4 separate regions of the Homo sapiens genome follow, and all the other regions are linked to region 4. A link is an interaction called in ENCODE POLR2A ChIA-PET data of the cell type or tissue named here. Cell type or tissue: MCF 10A. All regions are shown on one strand. Each heading gives the region's core, and the rest is flanking DNA. Links, peaks and the distances in the headings are about the cores only.

The links. ChIA-PET counts read pairs that join two places held together with the same protein. Peaks named below come from ENCODE experiments on the same cell type or tissue, not always from the same donor. Only the 100,000 strongest peaks of a DNase experiment are listed, where the experiment ranks them.
Region 1: POLR2A ChIA-PET joins it to region 4 with 17 read pairs; 20 of 35 experiments call an interaction of 5 or more read pairs at or near these places.
Region 2: POLR2A ChIA-PET joins it to region 4 with 21 read pairs; 13 of 35 experiments call an interaction of 5 or more read pairs at or near these places.
Region 3: POLR2A ChIA-PET joins it to region 4 with 32 read pairs; 13 of 35 experiments call an interaction of 5 or more read pairs at or near these places.

The regions. Positions count from the first base shown.
Region 1 is chr10:93,466,419-93,471,368 of GRCh38, forward strand. The region is part of intron 1 of MYOF (myoferlin); the gene reads right to left. Among named protein-coding and RNA genes, the nearest start is that of MYOF, 13 kb to the right of the region's middle. RefSeq lists an enhancer at 2,896-3,745. In MCF 10A, for the core only: no CTCF peak of the experiment used is centred there; a DNase peak (open chromatin) is centred at 2,283.
Region 2 is chr10:93,443,435-93,448,384 of GRCh38, forward strand. The region is part of intron 3 of MYOF (myoferlin); the gene reads right to left. Among named protein-coding and RNA genes, the nearest start is that of MYOF, 36 kb to the right of the region's middle. In MCF 10A, for the core only: no CTCF peak of the experiment used is centred there; a DNase peak (open chromatin) is centred at 2,317.
Region 3 is chr10:93,436,721-93,441,670 of GRCh38, forward strand. The region is part of intron 3 of MYOF (myoferlin); the gene reads right to left. Among named protein-coding and RNA genes, the nearest start is that of MYOF, 43 kb to the right of the region's middle. RefSeq lists enhancers at 184-1,383, 532-826. In MCF 10A, for the core only: no CTCF peak of the experiment used is centred there; DNase peaks (open chromatin) are centred at 691 and 2,281.
Region 4 is chr10:93,382,297-93,386,948 of GRCh38, forward strand. The region is part of intron 19 of MYOF (myoferlin); the gene reads right to left. Among named protein-coding and RNA genes, the nearest start is that of MYOF, 98 kb to the right of the region's middle. RefSeq lists enhancers at 1,274-1,775, 1,776-2,275. In MCF 10A, for the core only: no CTCF peak of the experiment used is centred there; a DNase peak (open chromatin) is centred at 1,955.

The sequences.
Region 1 (4,950 bases), core at 551-4,550, 85 kb after region 4:
TGGCCTCTGGGAATGACCTTTCAGATGTACAGGCTCTTGAATCAAACCCACATTTTCCAAGGGAGCTGCAGTGAAGTCCAGTCCATTTGAATGACTCAGCCAGAATCTGCTTCCTAAAAGCTGATGCTGGGGCGTGGTCATGTCCCAGCTCTGCTCACTGCCAGGGCTGCTGGGAAGGGCTCCCAGGAGGGCCAGGCACCTGGCTTGACTGCCTTGGTGTTTGTGTTGTGTGCTGGGCATATTAAACACATTCACGTCTGTTCCCTACAAGGGAGGCTGGGCGCAGTGCTCACACCTGTAATCCCAGCACTTTGGGAGGCCAGAGGTGGGAGATGGCTTGAGTCCAGGAGTTTGAGACCTGCCTGGGAAACATAATGAGACTCCATCTCTACAAAAAATTTAAAAATTAGCCTGGCATGGTGGCTTGCACCTGTGGTCCCAATTACTCACTTAGGAGGCTGAGGTGGGAGGATCACTTGAGCCCTAGAGATCAAGGCTGCAGTGGGCCGTGATCAGGCCACTGCACTCCAGCCTGGGTGACAGAGCAAGACCCTATCTCAAACAAACAAGCAAACAAACAAACAACAACAACAAAAATAGGAGATATGAGTATGCTCATTTTACAGATAAGGAAACTGAGGATCAGGGTTGTTAACTGACTTGCCCGAGATCATAGAGCCAGTAAGTGGCAGAGCTGAGCTTCAGACCCAAGTCAGCCTTGTTTCCAAACCTGTGCTCTTTTTTTTTAAATTTTATTATTATTATACTTTAAGTTTTAGGGTACATGTGCACAATATGCAGGTTTGTTACATATGTATACAAGTGCCATGTTGGTGTGCTGCACCCATTAACTCGTCATTTAACATTAGGTATATCTCCTAATGCTATCCCTCCCCCCTCCCCCGACCCCACAACAGTCGCCAGAGTGTGATGTTCCCCTTCCTGTGTCCATGTGTTCTCATTGTTCAGTTCCCACCTATGAGTGAGAACATGCAGTGTTTGGTTTTTTTGTCCTTGCGATAGTTTGCTGAGAATGATTAAAAAGTCAGGAAACAACAGGTGCTGGAGAGGATGTGGAGAAATAGGAACACTTTTACACTGTTGGTGGGACTGTAAACTAGTTCAACCATTGTGGAAGTCAGTATGGCAATTCCTCAGGGATCTAGAACTAGAAATACCATTTGACCCAGCCATCCCATTACTGGGTATATACCCAAAGGATTATAAATCATGCTGCTATAAAGACACATGCACACGTATGTTTATTGCGGCACTATTCACAATGGCAAAGACTTGGAACCAACCCAAATGTCCAACAACGATAGACTGGATTAAGAAAATGTGGCACATATATGCCATGGAATACTATGCAGCCATAAAAAATGATGAGTTCATGTCCTTTGTAGGGACATGGATGAAACTGGAAACCATCATTCTCAGCAAACCTGTGCTCTTAACTGCCACTGCAGGCAGAGGGTGCCAGGCGACCTGTCACTTTTTCAGACCTTCCAGTGGTGTGAACTTGGTCTACTTACTCCAGCTCTTCATATCTAGACTTCTTCATTAATAAAGATTGGTATCTAATGCCCAGGAATAATTCCTACCAACTATAGGGTTTACCATCTGCCAGGCACTCTTCTAAGGGCTTTGTAAATGTTACCTATTATTATTATGATCCTTATTCAAGGCACAAGAAAGTTAAGTAGCTTGTCCAGGATTACCTGCTAGTAAGAAACAAAGCCAGAATTTGAATATAGGTCTTCTGGCTCTGGAGCCACTCAACCTCTCTGGCTTCTGACTAGTATATTTCACATAATTTGCTAGAGAATGAATTAAGTCTCAAGTACTCAGCAAATACATTTCAAACCCAGCTGAGGAGGTAGGGCCTACAGTGCCTCTTAAGTCCCGAGTGTCCTCTAAAAAGGGGATACAAAAGCCCACCTGGTAGAATTGCAGCAAGGATCAAATGAGAAAGCATACCCATGCCCAAGACACAGGGGACATTACCAGGTGTTGGAATCAGAACTATCAACTGCTTCCTTCAGGCAAGCTTTGGGAGGATCCAGTCCTCTGTCCTTCCTCGCTCCAAGAGATGGTATCAAGAGAAAATAAAATAGTCACTTAAAACAACCTTGAAAACAAATGCAAAGCGCGGAGTGAAAAATCTTGATAATTAGATCCTATCCCTCCCAGGCCAAGAATTTCCAGTTGAATTTAACCTCAGCTTCAGACCCTGGTGTCTCATCATTAGTCATCTCTTTCACTGGAATTTTGGGCCCTGCCAGCAGTTTAATCTACTTTCCTCAACCCTCCTTCCTATGCTGTGCATGGCTTTCACCTCTGGGCGCTTTAGCAAGCTGGGCTGGTTGTTTGCTGCAGATCAGAGGGAGAGCTGGGAGTCAGGAGTGTTTGTGAGCTGTTGTTTGTCAGTGGGGCCTGGGACAAGGACAGAGGGTGGAATTAAAATGAGAAGACGCCAAGCACAAAGAAAACCAACCATATATGAAGCAGTGGGAAAAAGCAAAGGACCAAGCATCCCAAGACCCAGCTTCTAGTCCTTCCCTGCCTCTTTCTGGCTACACAGCTTTGGCCTCCCTTGATATCTGAGTCTAAATATCTTCATCTGCACAATCGGTATGAATATCTGCCTTCAGCACCTGCTTGTGTTGTTGTGGAGAACAGATAAGATTATACCCATGAGCCAGGTATGGTGGCTCACGCCCATAATCCCAGCATTTTGGGAGGCCGAGGTGGGTGGATCGCTTGAGGTCAGGAGTTCGAGGCCAGCCTGGCCAACTTGGTGAAACCCTGTCTCTATTAACAACACAAAAAATTAGCCGGGCATGGTGGTGCACTCCTGTAGTCCCAGCTACTTGGGAGGCTGAGGCAGGAGAATTACTTGAGCCTGGGAGGCAGAGGTTGCAGTGAGCCAAGATCATGCCACTGAACTCCAGCCTGGGCGACAGAGCTAGACTGCATCTCTGAAGAAAAAAAAAAAAGATTACACCCATGAAAAAGCTTTCTACACTGTCAGTACCCTGCAAGGCAATTTCACACATGGAAGCCATCATAATGTGTCCAACACCCTAGGGCAAACAAGAGGGAATTTGGGGCCCCAGACAAGGCCTCTGAGACCAGAGATGTCCAGCTCAAAGGCACCAATGCCCCAGGCCCCAGCATGGTGTGACCAGATGCCCTCAGGGCTGGCTTTGTCCAGGGAAGTTACTGCCAAGAGTAAGCAGCAGAGCCCAGATTGCCAGCAATGTGGGCTGAGTTCACGTGCCTGACCACAGGATGGGCCAGATTTGGATGCGACCAAGACCAAGCACTCAGGGCTGCATAAGGGACAGCACAGGTGGTACAGCCTTGGCGGTAAGCATTAGTGTTCCAGCTCCACCTAGACCCTGCTGTAAGACCTTGAGTGAGGCATTTCACCCACTCTACCCGAGACTCAGTTTGTTCAGCTCTCAAGTGAGGACTTCTTTCTTATTTTTATTTTTACTTTTTTGGTGAGAAAATAAAGGAGTAGGCCGGGCGCAGTGGCTCACGCTTGTAATCCCAGCACTTTGGGAGGCCAAGGCGGGCAGATCGCCTGAGGTCAGGAGTTCGAGACCAGCCTGGCCAACATGGTGAAACCCAGTCTCTGCTAAAAAAACAAAAATTAGCCAAGCATGATGGTGCGCACCTGAAATCCCAGCTACTTGGGAGGCTGAGGTAGGAGAATCGCTTGACCCCAGGAGGTGGAGGTTGCAGTGAGCTGAGATCACGTGACTATACTCCAGCCTGGGCAACAGAGCGAGACTCCATCTCAAAAAAAAAAAAAGAAAGAAACAAAGAAAGAAAGAAAGAAAATAAAGGAATATGTTAAAATTAAATAACTAAGTACATGTGAAGCATGTAGCACAGTGCTTAACAGCCAGTAAACCATCACCATCAATATAATTGCCAATAATGATAATGTCTCCTTTCCAGAAGTTTTTGTTTTTTTGTTTTTTGTTTTTTGAGACAGAGTCGCTCTGTCACCCAGGCTGGAGTGCAGTGGCACGATCTCGGCTCACTGCAACCTCTGTCTCCCAGGTTCGAGCCATTCTCCTGCCTCAGCCTCCCAAGTAGCTTGGGACTACAGGTGCCCAACACCATGCCTGGCTAATTTTTGTATTTTTAGCAGAGACAGGGTTTCATCATGTTGGCCAGGCTGGTCTCGAACTCCTGACCTCAAATGATCTGCTCACCTCGGCCTCCCAAAGTGCTGGGATTACAGGTGTGAGCCACCACACCCAGCCTACACTCTTAATTCACTGAACGCTGGCCCCATTTACAGCCTAGACTATAAGCTGCATGTGGGCAGGGCCAAACTTGCTTTGTTCCCCACCCTATACACAGAGCTAAGCACACTGCCTGGCAGAGTACCCTCTCAATCAATGCTTGGATCAATGCTTGTTGAATGGATTCATGCTTGGAATGAGGAAGGAGCTGCTAAACATAGGAGGGACAGAGACAGGGAGTGTCCTAGCAATGAATTCAGTCTGTTAGGAGGGGTAAGCAAAAACATAACATTTTATTTATTGAAAGAAAGAGAGAGAAGGGCAAGGAATTTTTTTTTTCAATTTATAAGCTGCACTATTGAGATGAAAAAGATGATGAAGGTCATAAACTAACAAACGGAGGTGAAATGAAGTGGACCTCGCCCTGCCAGTCAAATATTAGATTTTTAATACTTTACATTACAAGAAGTTATGGTTCTAGTCTCCACTAATAAAATGGCTCAAACTTGACTATCAGTGGAACTGATTCACTGCTAAGCTATGTCACCTCTGAGCTTCTGAGTCACAGCATGTCATAAAGGCTTTCATTGCTCTGTTGCAAACTCACCCCAGGGGGGATGGGTTTTTTTTTCTTTTTCTTTTTTTTTAAGTTCTTTTGTTCTTGGTACACTTTCTTCCTTTTTCA
Region 2 (4,950 bases), core at 561-4,560, 62 kb after region 4:
CTTCTCTCCTCTTTCTTCTCTCTCTCTCTCTCTCTCTCTGTGTGTGTGTGTGTGTGTGTGTGTGTGTCTGTGTTTCTCTCCTCTTGGTCCACTAGTAACCTTGGCATCTTTAGACTAACCTTGGCATCTCTAGACTCCCACCTGCACCTCTCCAACTCTGGGAGACAACAAGGATCCCTTTTCTTGCATTGCAGCATGGAAATGAGTCTCTCTAGGCATTAAGCTGGGAACTCTCAGGGCTCACCTCATTTATCTCCCATCTCTTAGAGATCACTGTTCTGTGCCAGCAAAGTCCAACATCTGAAAACTACTGTTGCATGTATTTTGTTTTAGTTGTGTCAGGTGGGAGGGTAAATCTAATCCCTTAGCATAACGGAACTACAGTCAATTCCAAACTACAGTCAATTTAAGGATGAGAATTCTGAGGCCTGGAGAGGGTAAGTAACTTGCCCAGGTCACCCACTAGTAATCAGTAGAGCTGGGTCTCTAATCGGCTTCTGCCTGGCTCCAGAATCCCAACTTTCAAATACCATGCTCTCCTGCCTTCCTGTGAGCTCAGCCTTGAGTTCCACATCTCTCTACAAAATGGCATGAGCTTTGTGAGAGAGGTTTGTTTCTCTTGTGTTCTGACCTTTGTATCCTGACCCCTTTGCAGCTTAAACCCAAGTTGGAACTAGGGTGCTGTTTCAGAGAGCCGAGGTGGACAGATTCCACACTGGTGGCCCATTACCAGTGAGCTGACAGGACAGCTGCAAGGTGCTTCTTAAATGGTAAATGTCATCCACGTAGGAGCATCATAAACTCACTTGTTCACTCATTCATCCAACAAACGTTTATTTAGAGCCTACTATATGCCAGGCACTGTGCTAAGTGCTGGTCTTACGGCATTGAACAAGAGTGACATGGAGTTTACTATCCAGTAGAGAGAGAACAAATGAATAAGTAAATAGAAAAGAACATTTCAGATGGTGGTGAATGCTGAGCTACATATAGCAGGTGTGTGGACCAGCACATACCCTGAGTACTTGTCTAAAACACAATTCTAGCATGTATTTGCTCACACAGACTCCTTTTCCCATTCTTACACTCACATGAGCTCCCTAATAAGAAGGGCTTTGGAAGAATAAAACAGAGTAATAAGATAAAGAGTGACAGGGAGGGGCTGCTCTAGGCTGGATGATCAGACATGGTGAGGCCCAATGACAAGATTTTACATCTATTGCAGTTTGAGGGAAGGAGCATTCCACGCAAAGGGAACAGCAAATGCAAAAACTCTACGCAGTACCTCTTTTTTCTCCTGGGCATGTGTGTCCACGTGTGCATACACACAGACACACAAATCTGAAAACTTGTCAATATCTTTTATTTCTACATGTACAGGTTCTTGAAGATGGCACTTTTAGGAACTCAAGGGTAGGGCCAGGATGCCAACAGATCAGGGTCCCAGCCTCCACCCCTCTGAGGCTCAAGTCTACTCTCTACTTCTCAAGGTCACTGTGAAGAGCAAATGAGATGAGATATAGTCTCTTCATATATCTGGTCCATTGCAGAATATAGGCATAAGTGACTTCCTACTCAACAGTATAAAAATGCTTAAAATTTTTACCTAGGGTGGAGCTTATAAAAGGTAGCAATACACTGATATTGAGAATTAAATTTTTTTTTGTCAAAATTAGGAAGAAAAATCACTTCTATTTCAGCAGAGATAATTGATCATTCTACCTACATTTTGTTTACTATAGGTAGTCAGAGGCTTTCAGTATAACATAAAAGTCAAGTGTACAGGCCTGGATATAGATGAGCTGACTCTAACACACACCTGCTGTGTGACCTTGAGCAGGTTACTAAACCTCTCTGAGGAAAAATAGGACCCATCATATGAGGTGTGTGTGAGGATCAATTGGGGTAATGAATGCAAAGGGCTGGGCACAGCCCTTGGCACATGCTAAGTCCTCACAAAGCTATAACCATTGGCTGCCTGCAAAGGGAACTTTCATTCTTCAGCCTCTGGGAAAATCTTTCCACTCTGACATTTCCTCTAAAAAATAACATTTCATGTTCCTTATGTGACCAAGAGGCTCCTCTGTCTCCTTTCTCACCCTCATTCCCTCTGAATGGCTGGTTGGATGACTGTAAAGTGAGGAAGAGGAGAGTCCACACTGAACAAGGCAACCCGCTCCCAGTGCCTGAGGGGTGGGGAGGTGTCACTGCCCACAGGCGCTGTGAGCCTGGGACTGCCTGGGTCTAGCCCATGCGGGTGTGGGCATGGAGCCCAGCTGACCGAGGCAGCTGGGAACTGTTTGCTAATAGGCCGGGGAGCAGCAGATGCAAAGTGAGGGCTCATGTTTGCACAGGCCATCGCCATGGCAACAGGAAAGTCAACAGGCAGGACATTCCTTAAGCTGTAGAAAACCCTTCCGCCCCAACCCTGCACTTCAGGTGAGGGAAGCGGTCCCACACTGAGCAGTAAGCAGATCCTCAAAGGCCAGAACTTTAGTAGAAAAGCCAAAAAGAAAATCTGGGCCCAAAATACACAAATATTTTGAAAACACATATAGTTTATTCCCAGATGGTTAAAAAAAAAAAGTTTGTTTCTGAAATGTACAGGTAATCTGACCAAGGTGTGTGTATTGGTTAGTTGGTGGAAACTAAGCTAATGATCATGATTCCCAGCTGAGGATGGGGAGGCACACTGCTTACAAAAGAGCAGAGGCGGTGGAGGGGCAGGAAATCATGCCTTGTTCATTACAGAGCTGACGCAGGGTCGGCCTTCCACTGCAAGACAGTAAACTATGCAGTGGAATCTGCAGGATGAGAGATAATGTTCTAATTTTTAGTGAAAACACCTCCTCCAATGACCTGGCCATAGGGTCTGAAGTTCTCATCTTGTTCACTCCTTCAAGTAAGTCACTGATGGCCTTCAGTCCAAAAGTCAGTGTTACCGGGAAATTAACTATTAGCAGCTATTATAGCATCACCCGATTAATTTCTCAGAAAGTGCCTTGAAGCAGGACCTTGAAGGACTGAGCCACAGGACAGGTAAGTTTTGTACAGGAAAAGAATTGGCAGAAGATGCAGGGTGTGGCTCAGAGGGCAGGCCTCAGCGGGTACCACAGTGGGAGCCAGGAAACTTAAAGACACTGGGTGCCCAGCAAATGTCAGGGGGATGGAAGATGGGAGGGGGGAAGATTGAAAAAGTAACCAAGACCAGCTTCATAATTGGCCTAGAATTTACCTTTTTCTGTTATGCCTAACAATTCCCGTCATCATAATATCAGAGTAACCACGTGCTCATTTGGTCTTTTTTTTTTTTTCTCACTCCGTCACCAGGGCTGGAGCGCAGTGGTGTGATCTCAGTTCACTGCAACCTCTGCCTCCCAGGTTCGAGTGATTCTTGTGCCTTGGCCTCCTGAGCTGGGATTACAGGTGTGCACAACCACGCCCAGCTAATTTTTGTATTTTAGTAGAGACAGGGTTTCACCACGATGACCAGGCTGTTCTCGAACTCCTGGCCTCAAGTGATCTGCCTGCCTCGGCCTCCCAAAGTGCTGACATCACAGGCATGAGCCACCACACCCAGCCTCGTTTGGTCTTTATACTCAATAGGCATCATAACACCAAGTGCAACATAGCTCAGCACGATGCATGGTGCCCCTGAACCTTAGAAGGACCCTCTTAGAACAGGACCTATCATATTTTCTTTGTTCAGAATTATGCATGTCATAGGTTCAGAAAAATATGAAAATGTGCAGGTTCAGATAGACTGCACGTGAACTTGTGATACTCTACCTTGTTTTAACCTGATTGTCTCTCTTAGCTGAAAGAGCCAGACAGACTCCATTTTAGTTCCTTCACTTACAGCCCCTTTACCTCCCTTCCTTAAGGGCATGACTAGTGTAAACTGACTCAAAGCACGTCCAGGAATGCACTTACCGATAAGACATTGAGGCAAGCTGCACCAGCAGCTCCTGGGGACGTGCTCGGTGGATGGCACCTAAAGCCCCTGCATTTATCTCTTTGTGATAGTTTAAGCCCCTACACCTGGAACTGGTTATTTTTTGTAACTGCTTTTGTAACCAATTAATTTTTTAACTTTTTGCCAGTTATGCTTCTGTAAAAATTGCTTCAGCTAAACTCCCCCCTTCCCTATTTAGACCACGGTATAAAACAAATCTAGCCCCTTCCTCGGGGCTGAGAGAATTTTGAGCGCTAGCTGTCTCTCGTTCGCCAGCTAATAAAGGACTCCTGAATTAGTCTCAAAGTGTGACGTTTCTCTATAACTCACTTGGTTACAACAAACTCTATCTCTAGAAATGCACAAAAATGCCCGAAATGAGTGCCAGGGTGAGCCTGACGGTGGGGGGCTGACCTCTCCCCATCACTGCTGTCATCTGAGGGCCCCACTGTGTTTTCAATGGGTCTAAAATAAATATATAATGGTCTCCCAGTATTGTTTTCCTGCCTCCTAACTGGTTCCTACCTCCAGTCTCTACACAGAAAGCCTGAGTGATCCTTTTAAAATATGTCAGATCATAAGCAAAAGCTTTTAACGGATTCTCATTCCACTTAGGATGAAATCCAAAGCCCGTGCCTTGGCCCCCAAAGCCACATATATTGTGGTTTCTCTGACCTCACCTCCTTCCTGCACTTTCAACCCTCACTGTGCCCCAGGTTGGCTGCCTTTCTCACGTTTCTCCAGCATCCCCAGTGCACTCCTGCCTCAGGGCCTTTGCACTTGCTATTCTCTGCCCAGAATATTCTTCCCCCCTACTCCCTAACCCCCCAATGAACTGCATGGCTCAGTTCTTCATTATATTAGGTTGGTGCAAAATTGCAATTACTTTTGTGATTATATTTAGGTCTCTGCTCAATTGTCACCTTATCACCACCTCACATAAAATGGGATCTCCTTTCCCCCCACCCTTGACAACTTTCCCTTTTCCTCTGATT
Region 3 (4,950 bases), core at 504-4,503, 55 kb after region 4:
AAAAACTGGGAAATGATGACTTGGCCTCTTACACAGGGGATAAGAACAGTTTGGTCTGACCATAAGCCAATTTCCTTTAAAGGAGGTGACACTAAACCAAGAGTCTTTTTTCTTTTCTATTACTAATGCTATAAAAATGCTAGAATATTATAGTGTGACAGTGAGGGGGAAGCCTTGCTCTATATTTTCATGGAAAAGTAAGTCTCCCCATGAACTCCAACCAACACTAAAACAGGACTACTGTCTCAAAAGGAAATTTTTTAGTGAAAGAATCTCGACGTCCTCTGGCCCTCCAGCTTTCCTTGTGGAATTAATAAACTGCAGATGTCTTCAAAGTGAAGAAAAAGCCAGTCATGCTCCTTTGTCTTTCAGCCCACGAATGTCATAGAGTTTGGAGTCGAGTCTCTATGTGACATCAAATATTACACAATGGGAGCAACTACTTGAAAATGAGATGTTATGATTGGGGGAATGAAAGAGTTTAATTGTAAACCAGTCAACTTAGTCTTGCAAGTATTGGTTAAGAGCCGCTTAAACTGTTTTTTTTTTCTTCTTTCTTCTTCTTCTTAAAATAGACAGAGTATAGTTTGTTTACAAAAGAGAAATGGAAAATGTTCTCCCCTTTAGCACGGCGCAAATGTGAAGGGCCGCATGCCTCTGGAGTGAGTAAGGGCTTTGCCGGCTGACTCTTACTCAGGGGAGCTCACGTATACGAAGTTGTTCCTCTATGCAGCAGAGACACAGCCCACATGATTTCTGGAGGAGGAGTAACTTGGAAATTCCTTCATGAAGGAAGGAAAAAATGTGTTGGAGGCTGAGAAATAAATCACATGTTGCACTGTTTCTGCCTCTAGAGATCGCAGCACGGTCTCAACTTCCCGACCTCTAAGCAGGAACAGCAATCCCAACCTGACTGGGGACAAACACGATTCCAGGCTGCTCCTAGGTCCCCTGTAGGAAACCTAAAAAGATGGTGAGCTTCCCACCCTCGAAGCAGGGGCTCTCAGTTGGCCGTGCCTTGTCATTTTGGCAGGCCTATGGCCCTGGGGTTCCAAGGCTGGACCCCATCTCCCTCCCCAGCACTTCTCCCTCTCCTGGGCCAGTATCTGTCAAGCTCCTGCCCTGATCCCCCGCCAAAAGGCAGGAGAGCCAAGGATGCTCCCTGTGAACTAGACTGGTAGGAGACGCCGTGTCAGCTGACAAAGAGTCTTTGCTTGGCCAAACTTGAGTGGAGCTCCTGAGCCTCCTCCTAAGCCTGTGCTTCCTTATGAAATCCAGTGTTAGCAGAGAATCCTACTCGGTCAGTTTAGCAAACAACCCCCATCCGTGAGATCTGATCACCCTCCATATCTGATCGGGTTTCTCATTCTCTGCCATCCCCCACGTGATGTCCTCAGCAAGAATCCTGTTAGGTTGGGTTAGCCAGAATCCCCCTGACTGTGACATTTCCTCTTAGGAATTTTCCATCCACTGACCCCCCACACTCCTCCTTGGCTATCAATTCCTACTTGCCCATGCTGTATCTGAGTGGCACCCCATCTCTCTTCCTTCCCACGAGTCTCCGTTGCAGGGGTCACTTGAGCTAACTCAGTCCTGAATGAAGCCTTCCTGCCCATACTGTACCAGGTGTCACTGAATAATTCTTTCTCAACACGCCCATGGCAGCAGCTCGTATCACAGGAAACTATTGCTAAGGTAAAATCCCCGCAAAGGGCTGCGCCTCGGTTCACCCCTCCACTTGCACTTGCCCGCCCACCCTCACTCGGCCTCCGCATCGTCTCCCAAAACATTTCTCAGAATGTGCTTCCCCAGACGTCCCTCACCAGGGCGTCTGCAGATTCCCAGATCCCTGAGTCCGACTTTTTCCTTTCGGTAATTCTTAATACCCAGGAAGTCCGAGAAACAATGGTCTAGACAGTGACTCCCAATGGCTGTGGGAGTAAAGTGGAGGAGGTAGAGGGCTAGGGATAGGGAAGGCAGAAGGCAACGCGGGATCTGGGGAGAGGGGGGCTTGAGTGGTTTTGAAAACATTCAGCATGGGAATCCAGGCTCACGTTTGAGAACCACGCATCGAAGTCCAATTATTTAATAGAACAAACTGTAGCAGGCAAACTCCATGAAAACCTCCTAGGAAGGCCTAGTGACCTGCGCTCCCCCCAGGAACTTCCGCTCCTGACTCCAGGCCAGGACTGCCAGAGAACCTTGCGGCTCTTTTCCTGCTCATCGAAAGGGGGTGTGGCTTTTTAAAAGGTAGAAACACTGATCCTCAACCGTGATTCCCAAACCTGGCTGGCACAAGTCTCGCCTCTACTTTTAGCTCACTCCACGCCCTGGTTTTGGAATCACTGACATAGCCTGAAGGCTGTGGCAGGATTTGCACGATTTTCGTGGCCAGCATCTACTGTGCTCTTTTTCCCAGCCCCTCCCACCTCTGCAACTCTGGCCACTATGGTATCACTGTTACCTTTGCAGGTAACACCTGCAAAGGGCTGAGTGGAAGCCCAGGTCTCCTCACCAAAGCCCTCCGGGTCAGTGAGGCATTGAGGCCAGAGTCTGTGGCTGCGAGGAGCAGGCTAACTCCTCTGGCATGGAGGAGATGCTGAATATTATTTCTTGAAGAAATGGTCACCTGCTATTTTGTTATTTTCACCTGACCAATTCTGTGCCTGCCTGCCTGCCTGCCTGCTCTGATGGTTCAGTGGAGTTCCGATGCTCTGTCTCCAGTTAATTCCCTCAACCGTTAGAATCAAAGTAGTAGTTTTTTCATCCATCCATTTATTCACTCTTTCATGAACTTGAACCTTGTAAGATAAGGAGGGACAGCTTTGCCTGATGACTAGGAACGTGGAGGCAGGCAGGCCTGACTAATTCAGACTCAGGCTGCGTACAGGTTAACTTCTCCGAGCTTCAGTTTCCTCATCTATAAAATGGGGATAATGACAGCTCCTACTTAATGGTATTGTTGCAGGGATTAAAAGGATGATATGGCAAGTGCTTAACAGTCACCTTGTATTATTATTTCAGACACTATGCTAGAAAAAGAGATGTATAAAAAGCATATGAAGACAGGGCTCCTGGCTAGTACTTGGCAGTGAAAGCTGGTCTGAATCAGCAGGGGGCTGGGCAGGTGGGCATGAATGAATAGATAAGAACCCTTTGTAACTACCCACATCCATTTCTATGTAATCACTATGTAAAGTTCTTAAAACCAGTTCTTTATCTTACCTACATTAAATAGCCCTTCCCCACCCTTAATACTACATATACCACAAATCCTTTTGGGAAACAATTTTTCTTTTCAGAGTTAGACCAGAGGTAAATGTCAGCTGCAGCTGAATTCTCATAAAATCCAATTTAGTGGAATCTGAATGAAGTCTGTAAACTTCATAACCCATTATAAAAGATTCCCCAGGCTGGGTGCAGTGGCTCATGCCTGTAATCCCAGCACTTTGTGAGGCCGAGGCAGGTGGATCACGAGGTCAAGAGATCAAGACCATCCTGGCCAATATGGTGAAACCCCATTTCTACTAAAAATAAAAAAATTAGTCGGGCGTGGTGGCGGGCGCCTGTAGTCCTAGCTACTCGGGAGGCTGGGGCAGAAGAATCACTTGAACCCGGGAGGCAGAGGTTGCAGTGAGCCGGGATTGTGCCACTGCACTCCAGCCTGTCGACAGAGCAAGACTCCGTCTCGAAAAAAAAAACCCCCAAAACAAACCCTTATACAACAACCCTATCTAAACCAGCACCCACTCAGACCTCACCCTGCTGTTTTCTCTCCTTTACCTTCCTTTATTTTCTTCGTATCACTTATCACCATCTGTTATGTCATATGTGTATTTATCTGTTCCCTCTACTCAGATGTTAGCTCCATAAAAGGTATGGAGTACCCCCAGTGTCTAGAGCTGTGTCTGACACATAGTAGGCATTAGTAAATATTTGTGGCATGAATAAATTAGCTGATACATCATTGAAGATAGTCCAATGACCTTGCAAATTATTTACAGGTTGTAAATCTTCCTGTCCTAAGAGATCACCCGCCAAAGAGCCATCAGAAGATAATTACAGCTCTTGCCTTTATGAGATGCCTTTCTCTTTCAGCCTCTCTGGGTATCTTTCTCCAGGGCTGTGGCCCAATCTTATTTAATCACAAGATCTTAACAGATACCAACAGGATTGCAGCAGCTACTTAATCTGCCTTCCAAAAAGTGCAGTTCAGCCTCTCCCCGTATAGAGACAGCCAGCCCAAACCAGCTCAGATCATTTCAGTGTCATTGCTCTAATACAGAACTAAAAAGAAATCAGAACTGAGAGTTCTGCCCCACAGTAACATCTGCTTCTAGTTTAGATTTTTGTACAGCCTGAGAAGCTACTCCAGTGAGAAGAACCTGTTTCAATCCATGGGCTATCCTATCCTTCCTCACCAACCAACCCCAGGAGAAGAAAGACCACCTTCTCCCACTGTCACATTTACATGGGGCAAGGTCAGAAATGAGCTTTATAACTAGGAGAAATAAAAGTAATAAAAGCTTAAAGACAAGGTATTTCATATACTAGGGAATGAAAAACGTCTTATAAGCAATACCACACTTTGCCCTACCAAATTAATTTTATTCCAAACGCAGTCTTTTGTTTTTTCTAATTTAAAACAAGCTAGGGAGTTAGTACATTTCTTTTTTTTTTTGGAGACGGAGTCTCACGCCGTTGCCCAGGCTGGAGTGCAGTGGTGCAATCTCAGCTCATTGCAAGCTCCACCTCTTGAATTCAAGCGATTCTCCTGCCTCAGTCTCTGGAGTAGCTGGGATTACAGGTGCCCGCCACCATGCCTGGCTAATTTTTGTATCTTTTTTTTTTTTTTTTTTTTGAGACAGAGTCTCACTCTGTCACCCAGGCCGGAGTGCAATGGCACGGTCTCGGCTCACTGCAACCTCTGCCTTCTGCATTCAAGCGATT
Region 4 (4,652 bases), core at 120-4,119:
GGCATGATCACGGCTTACTACAGCTTCGACTTCTTGGGCACAAGTGACCCTCTGGCCTCCCAACTAGCTGCGACTACAGGTGCGTGCCACTGCACCCAGCTAAACTATTGATTTTCTAATCAGAAATAACAATAAAGATTTTCATGTCAGATGTAAATAAAAATAAGGAAACTGGGTAAATTTATTTTAAATTGAAATGGGAAATTAAACCTTCCTTTTTCTTTTTAAATTACTGGTTTACTAAGAGAGTTGAAGATAGGGTCAACGATAACCACATTGAGTGCCTATCAGCCTACCAGAAATGACCATGAGCCCTTCAAGCCTTCCTTCATGGGCACATAAAATCTCTTGAATCCATATCCTGCCCCAAATCCTTGCTCAGCTGGCATATCTCCTTCTTTATGAGCCATATCTCCACAGATCTTCAGGCACTGTGCCTTCTTTTACCAAAGAGCCATGCAATGGTTTAGGTTGCTGTGTTTCATTATGTCCCGTGCATTCTGCCATGCAATACGATCCGCATCCTGTGTCTATTCTAGAACTCTGGTGGTACCCAGTCTCTGCGTTCAATTATTTTGGGTATATACCCAGAAGTGGAATTTTTAATTCTTTTTTTTTAGACTGTGTCTCGCTCTGTCACCCTGGCTGGAGTACAGTGGCTTGATCTCGGCTCATTGCAACCTCTGCCTCCTGGATTCAAGTGATTCTCCTGCCTCAGCCTCCCAAGTAGCTGGGATTACAGGCGTGTGTCACCACACCTGGCTAATTTTTGTATTTTTAGTAGACACGGGGTTTTACCATAGTTGGCCAGGCTGGTCTCTAACTCCTGACCTCAAGTGACCTGCCTGCCTCGGCCTCCCAAAGTGCTGGGATTACAGGCATGAGCCACCGTGCCTGGCTGGAATTTTTAAATTTTTAAGGACTGTTTTAAGAACTTCTGACAGTGACTGAAGCTTGTGGTCTTGAAGAACCCCTGGACATCCTTCTATTACAGAGTCTCCATTTTGGTTAAAGGAGTTTTTGACATGGTATAATAGAACCCTCCAATAGGGTTTTGTCAAATCCCCTCTAGGCCTCAATCTTTCTAAAAAGTCTCTCTAAACACTGGTTTGTAACCTGAGCTGCACATTGAATGACCTGAGGAAGCTTTGACGGGAGCATTGTGAGTCTAAAAGCCTCCCTAGCTTAGTCCACTGTCACCTTGATAAGGGAGGATTGGGGGTGCACGCTACTTGTCAAGAGCTCTGCTTAACTACCCACAGCGAAGCCCCCTGGAATACCCGTGGTCCAGAATGATGTGGAAATTCTGGGTTTGGGTTTGAATTGTGTCAAAATGAAAAAGTAGGAAGTTATTTGGATTAGTCATAACTACATACAGCATAACTTCTTTGTAAACCAACTAGGATGATAGGAGAAAAGGGAAAGAGCTAAAAATAGGAAACATAATTTGTGGCCTGAGTCAGGACCCAGGAGAAAATGACCGGTATTTAAGCCAGAGCCATCTGTTAAGCCAGGGACTGCACAGGATGGAGAAGGATCATGGGGAGGCTTGGAGGTGGGGTGGGAACTACGGGGATGATACTCCCAGCTGGGCCGGCTCTACCCCGTAGGCCTCCACATAGCCAGGATTCCATTAGAACCCCATGGATGCTCTCACGCAGAGCTTGCAAAATGACCCACAGAATCCCTGATAGGACCCTCACCCTGGAGAGTCTGAGCCCTAAAAGCAATAGTTTGGGCTTCTGGCCATCAGCACAATTCCCAACAGAGAAGGGACTCACTATGAGCAAGCCGCTGAAGATGGAGCCGCTGGATCACTGTGCAAGCCCAGATTCCAGGAGGGGCAACGCTACCATCTGCTCACCTGTGCCAGAGCCAGGCTACCCTCGATGATTCAGGCAGCTGAGAATTCTGCCGCTCCCTCAGACCTTTCCCACTTCCTCTCTGCCCTCAGGGCACAAAGAGGTAGAGAGAGGAAGGAACAATAAACACCATTCAGAGAAGTACAGAGCCTGGGACAAGATCTGCCTACAACAAGAGAAAATGAAATAATATAAATTGGGCTGGGCGTGGTGGTTTACGCCTTTAATCCCAGCACTTTGGGAGGCCGAGGCTGGCGGCGGATTACCTGAGGTCAGGAGTTTGAGACCAGCCTGGCCAACATGGTGAAACTCTATCTCTACTAAAAATACAAAAAATTAGCTGGGCATGGTGAGAGGTGCCTGTAATCCCAGCTACTCAGGAGGCTGAGGCAAGAGAATCACTTGAACCCAGGAGGTGGAGGTTGCAGTGAGCCAAGGTCACACCATTGCACTCCAGCCTGGGCAACAAGAGTGAAACTCTGTCTCAGAAAAAAAAAAAAAAAAGAAGAATGTAAGTTGTAGTCTATTGGACTTAGGTGGGGTTAGGGCCTTGGGGCTCTCTTTCTGATCATCAGTGACTAGTGCACCTTGTGGATAAGGTGGTATAAAGTAGAGTTTCAGCAGTCGATTTGCAAAAGGAGGTGATTTCTGTCAAGCAAGATACCGATAAGGGCTAAGAGTTGTTGAAAGTGGCTGTGGACACACAAGGCATGGGACATTAAAGGTCAGTGACAAGATCAGGTACCAATGAACACTGCCCAGCATGCCACCTTCGGTATGTCTACTGAAGGGAGCTGATACCTGATGGAGCAGCTGGAAGAACCTGAAGGTGCTGTTTCTAGCAATATTTTTGAGCCCTTAATGTGGGCCAGACCAATGAGAGCTCTCAAGGAGATTGTAGTTGAGTAGGAGAGAGAATGCAAGTGCATAGAATGCTCCCAAAATACATTCGGTCACATCCAAGGAAAATGGGGAAAGAGGAGCAGGGAGAAAGCAGTCCAAGAACAGACTCTTGATCCTGGAGACAAAAAATGGAGTCCTTTAGTGGCAGGGCAGAGGTTCCAGAAGCCAGCGGGTATTAGAATAACACTGGGTTGGCAACACTTGATCTTCTGTCTGCCTGATTCTTACTGTGGAAGTGGCCAGGCTGAATCTGCTGCATCCCTCCTGCACTGCAGCCTCTCTTGACCAGGCCCACCGGGAGCAATAGCTCAGCTCTGCTTTAGAAAGATGGGGAGCACTTGGCAGTTTGGCAAAAAATTTGCCCATTTGTTGCAGCCTCTTTAGCTTTACCAAAAAGTTTTGTTAGCTGCACATAATCCAGAACAGAGGACCTTTGCAAGACAGACAAGGGTCATGAGCATGTTTGTAGGTTGACTGCATTCGTTAAGTCCTTCTGGCAGGTGCACAGATCTGCTCATTTCACTCTCTCCTGGGGCTCCTGTTGCTTGAAGTGTGGCTATGTCTTCAGAATCCTCATTTCTCTCCTATTCTGTAACACTGTTAGGTTTTTAAAATTTTTGCTTCATTTCACTTTTGATTTATATTTATTTAATTAAAAAGATGAGCTATTTTGCTGTCTGTGTTTAATTTAGAGCAAAGAAAATGAATTCTGTTTTACCAGTCAATAAAAAGCTGTTCTTTTATTCTGTTGACATATACTGTGGGCAATATATATTGTTGACTTTTTTTTTTTTTTGCTTTTACACTAAATTAATGAAATAAGCTTCTTTGCCTGTATGTGTTTAACTATTTGCAGTGAAGAAAACTAATTTGGTTTTGCATTCCAGTTAATAAAGCATTTAAAAAATATTTTCTTGGGCCTCTTTCTCCTTCTCCCTGCAACTATGGTTATTTAAAACAAAGAGAAGCAGCATGAACTTAAATTACATTCTGGTGATGGAACCAAATAAAAGAGGTACTATAATGGTTGAGTGTCCATGGTGGCATTTCTGAATAACCCTGAATTCCAACCAATATTTCAAGAGCTAACTCCAATCTGTAACTACTCAAGTCAAGAACCACCATGTGTCTCCACGGAGGCCTCCAAGTGGTTTCTGGCTATTCTTTTGCATGATCCTGGCTGTAACTAGCATGCAAACTGTCCCTTTTCTCACTCTCCCGCCCTCTTTTTTCCTTTTCTTAATTTTTCCTCAAGATCTATTGCAATTCCTGGACTTCAGAGTGGGTAATGTTGTGGAATAGAAAGACTATGACCAGGACCTTATTGACTTTTGGCTCCGTGTCTCTTTAGTAAAAAAACAAAACAAATGATCATCTTTGCTGTAGTAATTCATGGGGAAGAACTATTTATTTTCCCCATGTGAAGTTACACGGATGCCCCGTGGCTTGCTGCTGTGGTGATGCTAGGTTCCTTCCTGAGGCTGGGGGGTGGAGAGAGGGCAGTCTCAGGAGCCTGCTCCTTTCCTCTCAAAGGAGGAGACAGGAATGAAATTGGTGCAGCTCAAGCACTGGACCACAGATGTTCCCAACATGTAAAGGCTGAGGAATCCAGAACAGACTGCTTTGGATGCTAACCTCCTGATACGGCTGCCTTCTGGGAGTCAATGAGCAAGGCCACATTGCTCTGGGGAAGAAGGGATAGTTTCTGTTAAAGGGTGTGGCTATTCTCCCTGTCAATCATCCTGCAAAGGGGGCAGATGTAACAGGCAGACATCAGACGACTAGAGGGAGAAGGCCCTGGCTCGCTGGAGAACTCACGGCAGTTGGGCCTGGACTCAGATGAAAACGTGTTCTGGGTACCACGGGAGTTTGGGGGAGAGCATGGAG